Regions from separate parts of the Homo sapiens genome. Here all the other regions are linked to region 3. Evidence: chromatin contacts called from ENCODE Hi-C or POLR2A ChIA-PET data. All regions are on one chromosome and are shown on one strand. The core of a region is the stretch at or near the end of the contact, and the rest is flanking DNA. Distances in the headings are between cores, read along the strand shown.

Evidence for each region. A loop is a pair of places that touch in the nucleus more often than their neighbours do. ChIA-PET counts read pairs that join two places held with the same protein, here RNA polymerase II (POLR2A). Pooled maps may share reads with other maps.
Region 1: a loop to region 3 is called in a map of PC-3, with 4 times the contacts of the local background. The contact joins two enhancer-like sites. A Hi-C loop is called at or near these places in 2 of 168 maps with a recorded cell type or tissue (PC-3 and breast epithelium) and 2 of 50 pooled maps. POLR2A ChIA-PET finds 5 or more read pairs at or near these places in 2 of 52 experiments (PC-9 and activated T-cell).
Region 2: a map of prostate gland shows a loop between it and region 3 (5-fold over the local background). The contact joins two enhancer-like sites. A Hi-C loop is called at or near these places in 6 of 168 maps with a recorded cell type or tissue (Caco-2, MCF 10A, PC-3 and 3 more) and 6 of 50 pooled maps. POLR2A ChIA-PET finds 5 or more read pairs at or near these places in 1 of 52 experiments (GM12878).

Annotation. Positions count from the first base shown.
Region 1 is chr10:77,192,697-77,196,540 of GRCh38, reverse strand. All of the region lies in intron 3 of KCNMA1 (potassium calcium-activated channel subfamily M alpha 1), which reads left to right. Among named protein-coding and RNA genes, the nearest start is that of KCNMA1-AS2, 54 kb to the right of the region's middle. Within about 2 kb of position 1,265, at least 6 of the 41 ENCODE cell types and tissues checked have a DNase peak (open chromatin) inside an H3K27ac peak, as active enhancers do; they include PC-3, where a contact is called at or near this core.
Region 2 is chr10:77,585,598-77,589,654 of GRCh38, reverse strand. The region is part of intron 1 of KCNMA1 (potassium calcium-activated channel subfamily M alpha 1); the gene reads left to right. It also overlaps the pseudogene RNA5SP321. Among named protein-coding and RNA genes, the nearest start is that of KCNMA1, 50 kb to the left of the region's middle. Within about 2 kb of position 2,459, at least 12 of the 41 ENCODE cell types and tissues checked have a DNase peak (open chromatin) inside an H3K27ac peak, as active enhancers do; they include PC-3, ascending aorta and prostate gland, where a contact is called at or near this core.
Region 3 is chr10:77,389,772-77,393,747 of GRCh38, reverse strand. All of the region lies in intron 2 of KCNMA1 (potassium calcium-activated channel subfamily M alpha 1), which reads left to right. Among named protein-coding and RNA genes, the nearest start is that of KCNMA1-AS3, 41 kb to the right of the region's middle. Within about 2 kb of position 1,712, at least 13 of the 41 ENCODE cell types and tissues checked have a DNase peak (open chromatin) inside an H3K27ac peak, as active enhancers do; they include PC-3, ascending aorta and prostate gland, where a contact is called at or near this core.

The DNA of each region.
Region 1 (3,844 bases), core at 16-2,515, 200 kb after region 3:
TAGAATTTCATAACATGTTCTTTTGGTAACCAGTAAAAAGATCCTTTGAATGGGAGCATTTCGCTTTTTGAAAGGAGCTTAAATGTAATTACAGTACAGACCTGTGCAGGCAGGCGATCCTGCCCAGCACGTTGGCATATTCTCACTTTATGAACGTTTTCATCTGGGGGCTTGGCGAAGGAAACATCTGATTCTCTTTTGTGAGATTCTTCAGTACAGAGACCCATTCCTCTTTCCCAGAAAAACACAGTGATTCCTCATAAAATGAAAGGATTTCTGAAGCCCAACAGAAAGTGGGGATACAGAGATCCATTCACAGAGACAGAAGAGAAAATCCTAAGAAATCGGCTTCCTGGGGCCATCCTAGGCCTCTCACAGAGATGTTTTTATAATGATAGGAATAACATCTCTAGAGAAGTTCAAAGATAGGACAATAAAATTAAAAGAAGGGCCTGCAGGAGGAAGCAAGGAGAAAGACACTTCACCCCACTGAGCAGGTAATTCATCATATTTCTTTCCAAATTTATACCCAAAAATCTAGTGGATGTCATTGATATGGTGGAAATAGCTATTTATTATTATTTTTCTTTTTTTGAGACAGTCTCACTCCGTTGCCCAGGCTGGAGTGCAGTGGTATGATCTTGGCTCACTGCAACCTCTACCACCCGAGTTCAAACCATTCTCCTGCCTCAGCCTCCCGAGTAGCTGGGACTACAGGTGTTCACCACCACTCCCAGCTAATTTTTGTATTTTCAGTGGAGGTGGGGTTTCACCATGTTGGCCAGGCTGGTCTCGAACTCCTGACTTTAAGTGATCCACCTGCCTCGGCCTCCCAAAGTGCTGGGATTACAGGCTTGAGCCACCATACTCAGCCAGCTATTTATTATTTCTGAAACATGGGCAGGGGAAACCTAATTTTGATAAATAAATGATTTTCAATGTTAATTAGAAGCAAGAAGGAAAGAAAAAAAAAGGAAAAGAAATGTTCCAGGAGATGAGACATTACTTTCATGAAGTTGTCAAGAAGGAAATGAAAAGTGTGCATACTTGAAGATATGATTGTATAATCATAGGGGTTAATAAGTCATTGCCATTTTCCCTATTAATGATGACAGTTTGTTTTAAAGGTAACTCATCCTGTCTGATTTTCCATGGTGGTGTTGGTTTCTACTGCCCAGGTCCTTTATGACATTCCTAAGGAGTGACTCTAGCCTTGTACTCAGCAGACCCATGACTTCTAATCAGCAGCATCTCAGACACTCCGTTTTGGCTGTGAGGCTGCTAGGCTCTCAACAAAACTCCTAAATAGGAAAACTTACAAAACTTCCAGGCCTTAGCTGTCAGCCAAAGACGGAGCTAAGACACAGCTATTTTATTTCCTTGTGCAATAAAGGTATAATTGTCTTCTATGCCAGATGTCAGAAAGACTTCTACCAGGTCTTTCTCTGTGTGTTCTTAAAAAAAATCCTCAACAACAACAACAACAATAACAACAACAACAACAACAAAACTTCAAGATGTTAGAAATAGATATAAGCCATTATAATTATCCTTCAGCATCACATATAAATTCATGTGTAACTTTAAACAAGCTGGTGTCCTTGTGGTGACTATCTATGTTATGTGACATTGTTTTCTGTTCGTCAAAGTGAAGCAGCAGATAAATGGAACAACTGTTTTTTAAACATAATTATTTTTTTTTCCAGATGTTCTCAGGCTTCCTACATTCAGGATCAGCAAGTCTTCAGCATTGGTACTCTTTGTTAGTGTAGACCTTGAGTGCCCTGCTGAGGGGCTTGTGTGCCATTCTGCTTGAGTGCAGATGTGCCAAGAGGTACAAGAGTTGGAACTGTAATAGACCTCTTAGGCTACTGGCTGAAATACTAAGGTTCAGAATAAGAAAGAGATACGTCTCAGGCATCTCATTATCCGCAACTGTCAGTCCGGAACTCAGAACAGGCTGGTTCTAGCTGTCGATTCAATAGTTTTAGCTTCTGTACTCCAAATCCTTACAGGTAGACCCATAGCAAGGTGCCATTGCCAGGGTCATGCCATCCAGGTATGACAGGACTATGTCAAAGCCAGGTAGGAGGGCAAGAAAAGGGAGTATAAGGCATAAGTTAAATAGGGGACTGGTGAGATGACCAGGGGAGGCCCAAAGAGTCCAAGGCAAACATCTGGAGAAGGCTCAGACAGAATTTTGAAGTCTGCATCTAGTAACAGCCCAAAGAAGTCCCACAGTGATTTGACAGTCTGTTATGCTATGGGAGTACCAGCCTACCTGCCCAACCGTGCCCTGATTGGCCAGCCTTTGGCAAATAGAGAGCTCTTCTTTTCTCTTAGGAGCCTCTGCCATCCCCTGTATGAATATGAGGGCTTCTTATTTGGGAAGCCTTGATATGAAGTGCCTTGAAACTGTACCCTGAGCTACTTTCTCTAGGATGCCCTCTCTTTCAGAAATGTGAGCTCCAGGCTGTTGCTCCCCAATGGCTAGGGGTTGTTGGCTATCCCTGGTTATAGATTATTGTTTATCAGCCTCCTAGCACATAGGTGGCAATTTTAATATCCAGAAAAAAAAGGCATAGGAAGCAGAATGTAGTGGTTACATGAATAGTCTATTCTTGTTTCCCTAGGACTAAATTCCTGTAGATGTGAGAGGAGTATGGATCCAGGGGTCAGAGGTTCCATTCCCCATGCCAGCATTTGTGTCTAGATTCTCAGCTCTCCATTCAGACCTGGGACTTCTCTTCTCTTTCCTTTCCCCCATTTCTAATCACCTCATCTAGGCTGTCCTGTTTTGTGAGTGGTCCCAGAGTGGGGTTGGGGTTGGATGGAGAGCATATATTTGTGCTGGGAGGCTGGGGATGTTTGTGTGTACACGTTGTGTGGGTGCCCACCCACATGAACCACTCCATACCTATACATGGCTCATTGACCCTGCCCTCGAAGAACTTTCACTCTGTCTTCTGGTATATGTGCATAAGTGCATATGCATTTAGTGCTATTTGAATCACCTACTCCATCCCATTCCTTTTCTAGATAAATAAGGGTTCCCTAAAAAAAAGGGATGGCTAGAATCAGTGGAGGGAGTGGAACGAGTGAGTAGAATTGGTCAGTCATGATTCCTAAGACAGTTTAGTGAAAACTAAAATCAAGCAATACTTGTTTGGAAAGACTCTGTTTTATGTAGTAGCTTAGCTCTGATTTATTACATAGAAGTTGCTGGCAAATATGAACACTAATTCTACTCTGGTAACAACTGTGATTGAAATAATTGTAGTCTGCAGATAAGCTGGAGAAAACAAGCATTAGTGGGTAGGTTGTCTTGGACATCATTCCAAAAGTGTAACAGTGAAAAAGTACGTGCTCTTAGAGAAGAAAACTTACAAGAGATATTTACAAGACATATGACTGGTTCAGATCTCTGCCTCTTATGTAGATCCGTGCTAAGCCAACCAGGCAAGGAAAGCTCTCATCTCTAAAAAAAAAAACTAGGAAAAAAGGAGAATAACAAACTCCTGTGGCCACTCATTAAAGTGACTTATGGCTTTCTCTGTCAAGAAATCTTGGCTAATTATTTAGCATTTATGAGACTGTGTGGCTGCCTTCATGGAAATATAATTTTCACTTTTTCTTCTTTAATACTCTATAGAATTATACTAGGCATTTGTGAAATCTTACAGTAGCCCAATGCACAGCCTGTTGGGCATTTGGATTACAGTGCAACACCAGATAAAGAGGCAGTAAAGCAGATACAAATGAAAAAAATAGAAACAATTGATCCTATCAGTTTTTGTTCAGTTGAATGATTGCCTTTTGGGGGCATTTTCTACAAACAGTTACT
Region 2 (4,057 bases), core at 1,210-3,709, 200 kb before region 3:
CGCGCCACCTTAAGAGCTGTAACACTCACCGCGAGGGTCTGCGGCTTCATTCTTGAAGTCAGACCAAGAACCCACCAATTCCGGACACAGTAGGATGTACACACACTTTGTGCGTGTGTGTGTGTGTGTTCAGCCTTCCAGGATCATTTAGGAATTTTTATTCCTTAATTGACATTCAAAACTTGATGGTAGAGGTGAGGAGAGGCCCAGGGAGCTTGGGAGAGGCCACGTTGTTTGTGCAGTTGGAAGACTCTGGGCAGGAAAGGAGCACCACATCCAAGTCAGAGAACACGGGAACAAGAAGGGCCGTCCATGTGCTTCTGATTCAGCCCCATCGTTTTAACTGAGACCTAGAAAACTAAGTACTTGTCCTACTCCAGTGCTGCCTCCCCAGTCATCCATGGCCAGACTAAATTACTCTATCTTTCCTTTGGGCTGCAAAGTCGTTTTATTTATAACACACCTCTCTTGTTTTATAAGTAGCCATGAAGGGGTTTGTTTTACCCACTAGATTAGGGATTGGTACATTACAGGTCGAATCCGGCCCACTGCATGTTTTGTAAATAAAGTTTTATTGGAACACAGATATGCTCATTTGTTCGTGTATTGTGCATGGCCACTTTTGTGCTATGTCAGAGGTGAGCATTTGCTACAGAGACTAACTGGCCTGCACAGTCTGAAGTATTCACTATCCGGTTCTTCACAGAAAATGTTTGCCAGCTCCTCCCCTGGGAGGTGAGCTCCCTGAGGGCAGGAACGGCACTCCGTTTATCTTGCTGCTTCTTGTTTCTTGCTGGTAGTAGGCACTCAATAAATGTATGTTGAATAGGCTTGAAATGCAGTGGATTGATTTGTCAAAGATGAGCGCCAGCCACATGGCTGTTCTGGCTTCCCCAGGTTTCCTCTTGCTGTTTGGCCACTTTGTGCTCCAGTTTTCTCTCTACAGAAAGAAGATAATATTATCTATCTTGCTGAGTTCGTTGATCTGTGGTGAGGGTAGAACAGGATATTAAAATATCTTACTAGAACCTTGGGCCCAGCTTCCGGTCTTCCTGATGGTTTCAATCCAGGCCTAGCACGGGACCTCTGTCTAAAATTCTCTGCTCTCATGGCCCTGCCATTCCTGAGGCACCCTTTGCCTCCAGGCTAAAGTAAACACCTGTCATTCATGATCCTCCTTACTTTGATATGATAAAATATCAGGGCCCAGACTGCAGTCCCACGGCCCTGGACTCCAGACCTACCTGTCTGTCTTGATCTCTCAATCCTCTAGGGCAGCCTTCTCCTACATCCAGAATTTTCTGCATTCTGTCCCCTACATGAATATTGCACTTGTTCTTGGGACCCTATCCCCCTCTCCCTCCTAACTTCCTACCTTGCCCCTTTCTGCCTTTCTGCTCTCAGCCTCCTGTCTGCCCTTGCAGGTCTCTTTTATGTCTGACCTTGCTGGAGTCCTTTGACCTCGGCCAACAGGAGTGACTGTCTCATTTGCCACTTAGGCACTGTCTTAGGTTTTAAATTTTTAATCTTTGTGGCTGCTTGTTAAAAATACAGGGACCCAGGCTTCATTCCCATGGAATTAGAATCTCCAAAGATGTGATCCAGGCCCCTTTGACTTTTAATAAGCTCCTAATGTGGTTGTGATTATGATCAAAGTTTGAGGAAGACTAACTTAAAATAGAGTGCTTTGCAGTATTATTTCTCTTTCTGTGGGACTCTGCTTATGTCTCCAAATAAACTATAAACATCTTGAAGGCAGATCTGGGCCTTATTTTCTTTTCAGAGTGGCACATATATCTGAAGACTGGGGCCGTGAGATGATCTGTCGGTGAGATAACTCCACCTGGGGCCCTGCATCTGATAGGCGCTCAGTAAGTGTTTGCTTGTTGATCAATAAAAGACATGAAAGCACCTGGGAAAGCAAAACAGCCTCTGCAAAGCAGGGCATTATTACTGGGAGCAGATCTGATGTGTACCTTCCACAGATTCCACTGAAGGTGTCCTCAGAGCACCGGACACTCAGGGGCCCGCAGCCCAGACACAGAAAGTCCACTCTGCTGAGAAATGCTCACCAAGCAGAATCCCTCACACTCTCTAGCTTTGTTTTCTTTGATCTCTCTGAGCTTAGGAGGAAAGGCTCCTGTTCCCTCCCTCTTGGCTTATCCCAATAATGCAAAGCCATAGAAGTGCAGGCTGCTGGGGAAAAGTTTGTTTGGACACTTAAGAATGTAGAAAAGGGTTTAGCTTGTATAAAGAGTTTTGCTTTCTCATTATAATGCTTGGAGAGAAGTGCAAATGTTTCATCTCCGCCTACTGAGTTATACTGCCTGTTTACATAAGCCTATATTCAGTGGCCTGAGAAAAGGCTTCTTGCCTTCTTCAGGGCGTGATGGTGCAATCTTGGTGTAGAGTTTCCAAGCAGAGATGATGCTACGGCCTCACGTGGTGGGAAGGCTGTGTGGCAGGAAGAATAAGTTCAAACTGTGCTTTGTTTAGAACTGTTGTGCAAAGTTGTTTCTTCCATCCAAGTATTAACTGGGCCAGACCCTGCTTAGCTGCCAAGATCAGACAAGATCAGGTGTGTCCAGGGTGGTATGGCCGCAGATACCAAGCTATTTCTAACACAAGGATGCTCTCCTTTTATTGAGCAGGGAGAAGACAGCACGTACAGACCAACCATCCTGGTTGTAAACTTGTGTCCTAGTCAGAGCTCTTTCTAGCTGGAGTAGAAAATTCTTAGGCTGTATGTAATGGAAAGAGAGTGGAGTCCAGCAATAAAAACAGATCAGGTAAAAATAGAGCTAGGAGTCAATAGTGAGGGCTGAGTTAGGAGAGTTCTCTGTACTTCCCTAGAGATTTCCAGCCATCTAAGCATACGTGTGAGTTCTTGCTTTGACAAATAAGTACTCCACTGGTATGCACATAGAAACTTCTTTCACCTGTGGGATCATTATTAACATGTTTTATGTGGAGGGAAAAATAAAGATTTTAGAACTTCTTTCTTCCCTCATGTTTTCACTCCATTAATATTAGGCTTAATTATTCAAATTTATTATATTAGAGTCTTATTGCTTAATTTAAAAAATTGAATGGATTATTAGCTTTTTAATAAACAGTGACATTTACTGTCTACTAATGAGGGCTCAAATCATGTAATTTATTGCTGCATCTCTATTTTGTTCATGAAATGAAACAGAAATTACTACCTACTTGAAACTGGACTTGTTTTCTGCGCTCCTATGAAACTGAACAGTGGAGGGTTGCTCGTGAAGGATCTGGGACATGTTTCATATGGAGCACAAGAAAAGGACGTCGAACATGCAACGGTCTGCATCCAGGTGCTAGAACCATTTTGTTTTTCCCTTCATCATCCCTAGAACCAAGAGTGTGGGTGGGAATAGCTCAGTAGAGTGACCATGTGATCCTGTGTTACAACTGAAGACAAAATCTGGCACAGAGTCTCTCCAGTGATGACTATGAAACTGACTGGTGCCCCATCAGATTCAGAAGTGGAGAGTGTTACATACTGATTTCAGAAAAATGTTAGATAAACATTGGGACCCTTTATTATATACCGGGAACAGAAAATGCATGTTGATAAAAGTTTGGGATGTTCCATTTCACTCTGATATAAAGTGTGCGTGGTCAGATTGGTTTCTATTTTTGATAAAAATGAGGTTCTGGAAAGCCATTCTGGCTCATGGGCTTATGAGAAAAAGGTTTTGGAAAGGAGTTTTGGAGTGCTCCCCTACAGAAATAGCACTGCTTTTTAATTGTTCTGTCGCTAGAGCCTTGGCCCCAAATAACAATGCATGAATCTCAGTATTTGTCTTCAAGGAGCTGTGGTCTGATAGGAGCATATAGTATACCTATATGGATGGGTATAACTGAAGGTGGTGAGGACCTGTTTTTAGATGCCTGAGAAATCCAAAAACAAGACAGGGAAGTTGTTCGTCTGGGAATCATGAAGCATGTAAACCTAATTAGGGGAGGTGGCATCTGATCTCATCCTTGCAGAATACATAATTTTTATACAAACAATGTTGAAGAGGTGATG
Region 3 (3,976 bases), core at 463-2,962:
CTTGATTGGAACAAACAAGGAGGATGGGTGGAGCCCATAGCAGCCTCAAAACTCACTTCAGCTCTTGCATTGCCTCTCTCCCTGGGACACCCATCTTGGGAAGGAGCTGCTGTGTGTGGTGCGGCTGGGCAGTTGGAAGCCCAGCCTCTGCAGACTCCTGACTCCCAGCTCCATCTGTCTCAGGGGCTTGGCTTTTACCCTGGGCGAGTGGCTTCATTGTCTCATACCTCAGTTTCCTCATCTACAAAATGGGGACAATAATAGTCCCTGCCTCTTAATGAGTTAATGCATGTAAAATATTTAGAACAGTGCCTCTGACATGGTTAGTGCTTGATAAGCATGGTTATTATTATTTTTGTTATTGTGTGTGTGAGCCCGGTCACCATGTCATGGAGGAAATGGGCTGGTATGGAGACAGACGGGTCAGGGGGTGAAGAACAAATCCTTTTCTGGGGCAGGGGTAGAAGAACAGCCCTTGAGCCTCCCCAAACCCAGACATCTTCCAAGAGTGCTGAGCAGCTCTGGGCAGGGCCATCTGAAAGGCTCTGAATGCCCCAGGCAAGCCCTGGTTTGGATCCATCCAGATGATGATGTTTGCTCTGTGCACACACTTAATTCAGGCTTGTCCAGGCTGCGTCCTCTTTGCAGCTGGCTCATGCCAGCCTGACTCACCATTGTCAAATTGGCCAGGAAATTCTCACTTCATATAGCCTCCCTGAGCTGGCTGGGGACTGGAGAACGGGCTGGGCTCTCCCTGGAGCTGTACGTTGTGGGCGCATGTGTCACAGGAAATGCCTTGGCAGGACAACAGATGAGTCTTAAGGAAAAAGGGTCAAGTGCACTTACTGTGGTCTCCGTATCCACTTCTCCCTGGAGGTGGGGCGAGGCTGACAGGGCAGGGACAGGCTGGTTTCGGAGGGCACATCTGCACCAGTATTTGGGGAGGTGGGTTTGATGTACATTTTGACAGGTAGTGACCACACATTCATTGAAAGGAGATGGGAAAGCGTGTGAGGTCACCAGAAGATAAAGACCCAGATTCTACTGCACATGCGAGGCAGCTCCTCTGAGCTATTCCTCCATCCCTTCATCCATTCCTTCAAACATTCTGGAGCACCTGCTCGGGGTCAGATACTGTTCAATGTGCTGGACATATGTTGGTTCATTCAGCAAAAGCTGCAAAGTGCAGTCATCCAAAGTGTTGAAGGTGGAAATGTTATGCTTGCATTTTCTAGAATGATTTGGGGTGGCAAGGTTTCTGAAGTAGGGTTTAGTGATAAGTCAGAACCTGTGACCCATCTCTCAGTCCCTTGGACAGGCCTGGGAGCTCAGACATTCTAGTCCTGATTGCACATCCTGTGCAGTTCTGCAGCTGAATCCCAGGGGCCTGGGCAAATATGTGAGTAGTTGGTTTCCCTCCCTGCCTCCCTCCCTTCCCTCCCTTGCCTCCCTTACCTTCCTTCCCTTCCCTCCCTTCCTTTCCCTCCCTTCCCTTCCCTCTCTCCCTTCCTTCTTTCCCTCTCTCCCTTCCTTCCTTCCTCCCCACTGCCCCCTCCCACCTCCCCCACTCCTCCCTCCTCCCTCCCTCCCTTCCTCCCTCCCTCCCTTCCTTCCTCGCCTCATTCCATTCCTCCGTCCTTCCCTCCCTCCTTCCCAACCCATGAAAGCTGGCGCCCCCTGGAGGCATTTCAGGAAATGAAATGTCTGTATTTGCGGCTACTGAGTTGGGCTGGGAGACTTTTCTTACCCAGGTTTTCCCCCAAGGCCTTCAGAGGGTGCTGATGGCTTAGCACTCCGTTTTTGTCAGAAAAATATCCTTAGAGCCTCCATTTCAGCTGCGAGAAAGTTTGTTTAGCAGGGAGACTCAAAAATAGAGATGATGATGACAAAGTCATCAGCCTTTGTCGTTGCAGGGGAGTGCATGCTTGGAAAGTCACACTCGGGACCACACGCAAGCTGATGCTTCCAAGTTTAGTTTACGAGGCTATGTTTAGGAGGAGGCAGACTGACTCGTGCCTACGGGCCCCAAACAGCCCAATTTGGTGCACTAAAAGCCTCATTTTTAGACTCTGGGTCCAGAGTGAGGCTTTTTCCAGAAAAAAACAAACAAACAAACAAACAAACAAACAAACAAAAAACCTACTTCAGGGAAATGACAACAACAGAAAGCCACCATTTGCCCTAAAATTTTTATTGTAAAAACTATTCTCTCCTGTTTGAGTAGTGAGGGATCTAGGACATAACAGTGGCTTCTCTGGCTTTCTTAAGGAATCAGGGCACTTGGAAACTCAATTAAATGTACCCAAGCCTCTTAAGCACCAAGGCTATCTTTTTGCTCATCCAGTTAATTTCAGTTTGTAAAATTGGCCTTGTGCTGACATGATGGAGACGGGGTGAGGGTGGGAAGCCAGGGTCCTCTGTGAGCGGAAGCTTGCTTCTCTGTTCACAAGCCTCCAAGGGCACACATCCTTCCCTGGGGCATCAAGGGGGACCATTAAACCTGTTTGCACCACGTCCCTGGGAGAGCAAACTTCTGGGCCTTCCTTGTTTACTGGAGGTTGGTTAATTCGGAAGGTAGATGGACTGGGCATATTGGTTCCCCACTGGCAGGAGCAGCCCAGGATTCAGCAGGTTAACGCAAAGGATCGAGAAACTATCACCTTCCTAGAACTGTTCCCAGACTTTTAGCAAACAGGCTGAATTTTGACCTTTTTCCCATTTTTCTTTTTAATCCTCCCTCCCCACATGTTTTGTGGCTTTTGGTGAAATGGCTGTCCTAAGGGAAACAGGACAGTTCATTGAAAAGGAGAGAGAAAGTAAAGACCCCTTTCCCACACCACCTTCCCTCAGATGCAGCCTTTGCTTACACTAAAAATAGCTTGAAACAGAGGCTGAATCACAAAAAAAAAAGTGGCATTTCAGGGGACAGAGGCTGCCAGCTCCCTGGCTGCTGCTGAAGTCTGTTGGGTTTGTTGGTCTCTGAGCCCCGACTTGCCCAGGAAGGCGTGGGGTTTGGAAGTGTACTGGGATAGGTCCAGAACATTCTTTTTGTTTCTAGAGCAAGGGCCTGGTTGTGTCTGCCTTGGTTGGAGAGTCTGTCCAGAGCTAATTATATCAGCAGGCACTGATAGAGCCTCTGCCTGGTGTTATGCCTCAGGGGTGGAAAATCACTTCCTGCAAAGGAAAGGAGTTGTTTTCAGGAGCTCCTTAATCCCTGAGGCACCTGCATGGGCTCCCAGGGAAGCTGCCAGGAGGTTATTGTTTCCTCTGAACCATGAGGTGGGCAACTTGGTTTCTTGGCCACCTGAGATCTCTCCAGGAAAAAGCTCAGATCATCAGAAAGAGAGAAAACAGTTTACTCACCTTGGTCTATGCTGTGTGTCTCTCTGGCCCTTGGGGATTCATGACAGTGTTTGAGATCAATTCTGGATATGGGAGAAGAGAGGCAAGTCACTTACTTTTATCTGAGGAGCTGCAATCAGCAGAAACCTGGATACTAACCCTGGCTTTGCTATCACTTTTCTGGTTGACCTTGGACAAGTCAATTCCCTCTCCAAGGCCTCAGCATCTCCATAAATAGAGGGGGCCGCAGTAGTTTTTCAGTAGTTCGTTCCCTTGCAGCCCAAAATATCTTTATGTTTTCTTATCCCCTTCACTGTCCTTCATCAGCAAAGGCCACAAGTGTTAGGCTCACATCTACTGTGCCCTTGGCCCTGTGCTAGGCACCAGGAGAACTGCAAAAGGAGAGAGAATGCACTTTTCTTAGCTGCCAGAGTGATTGGCGTGAAGCAGAGTTCATCAAGGGGTGTCTCTGCATGGCTCTCCCATGGTTTTGCCTCCATTTGAAGTAAAATCTGAAACTGTGTCCCTGGCTTACAAGGCCCCGTGAGTTACGGTGCCTGCTTTTGACTCACCTCCAATGATTCTTTTCCTTCTTTGCTCCTTTCTAGAGAAGAAGCAAAGCCTATAGGTAGAA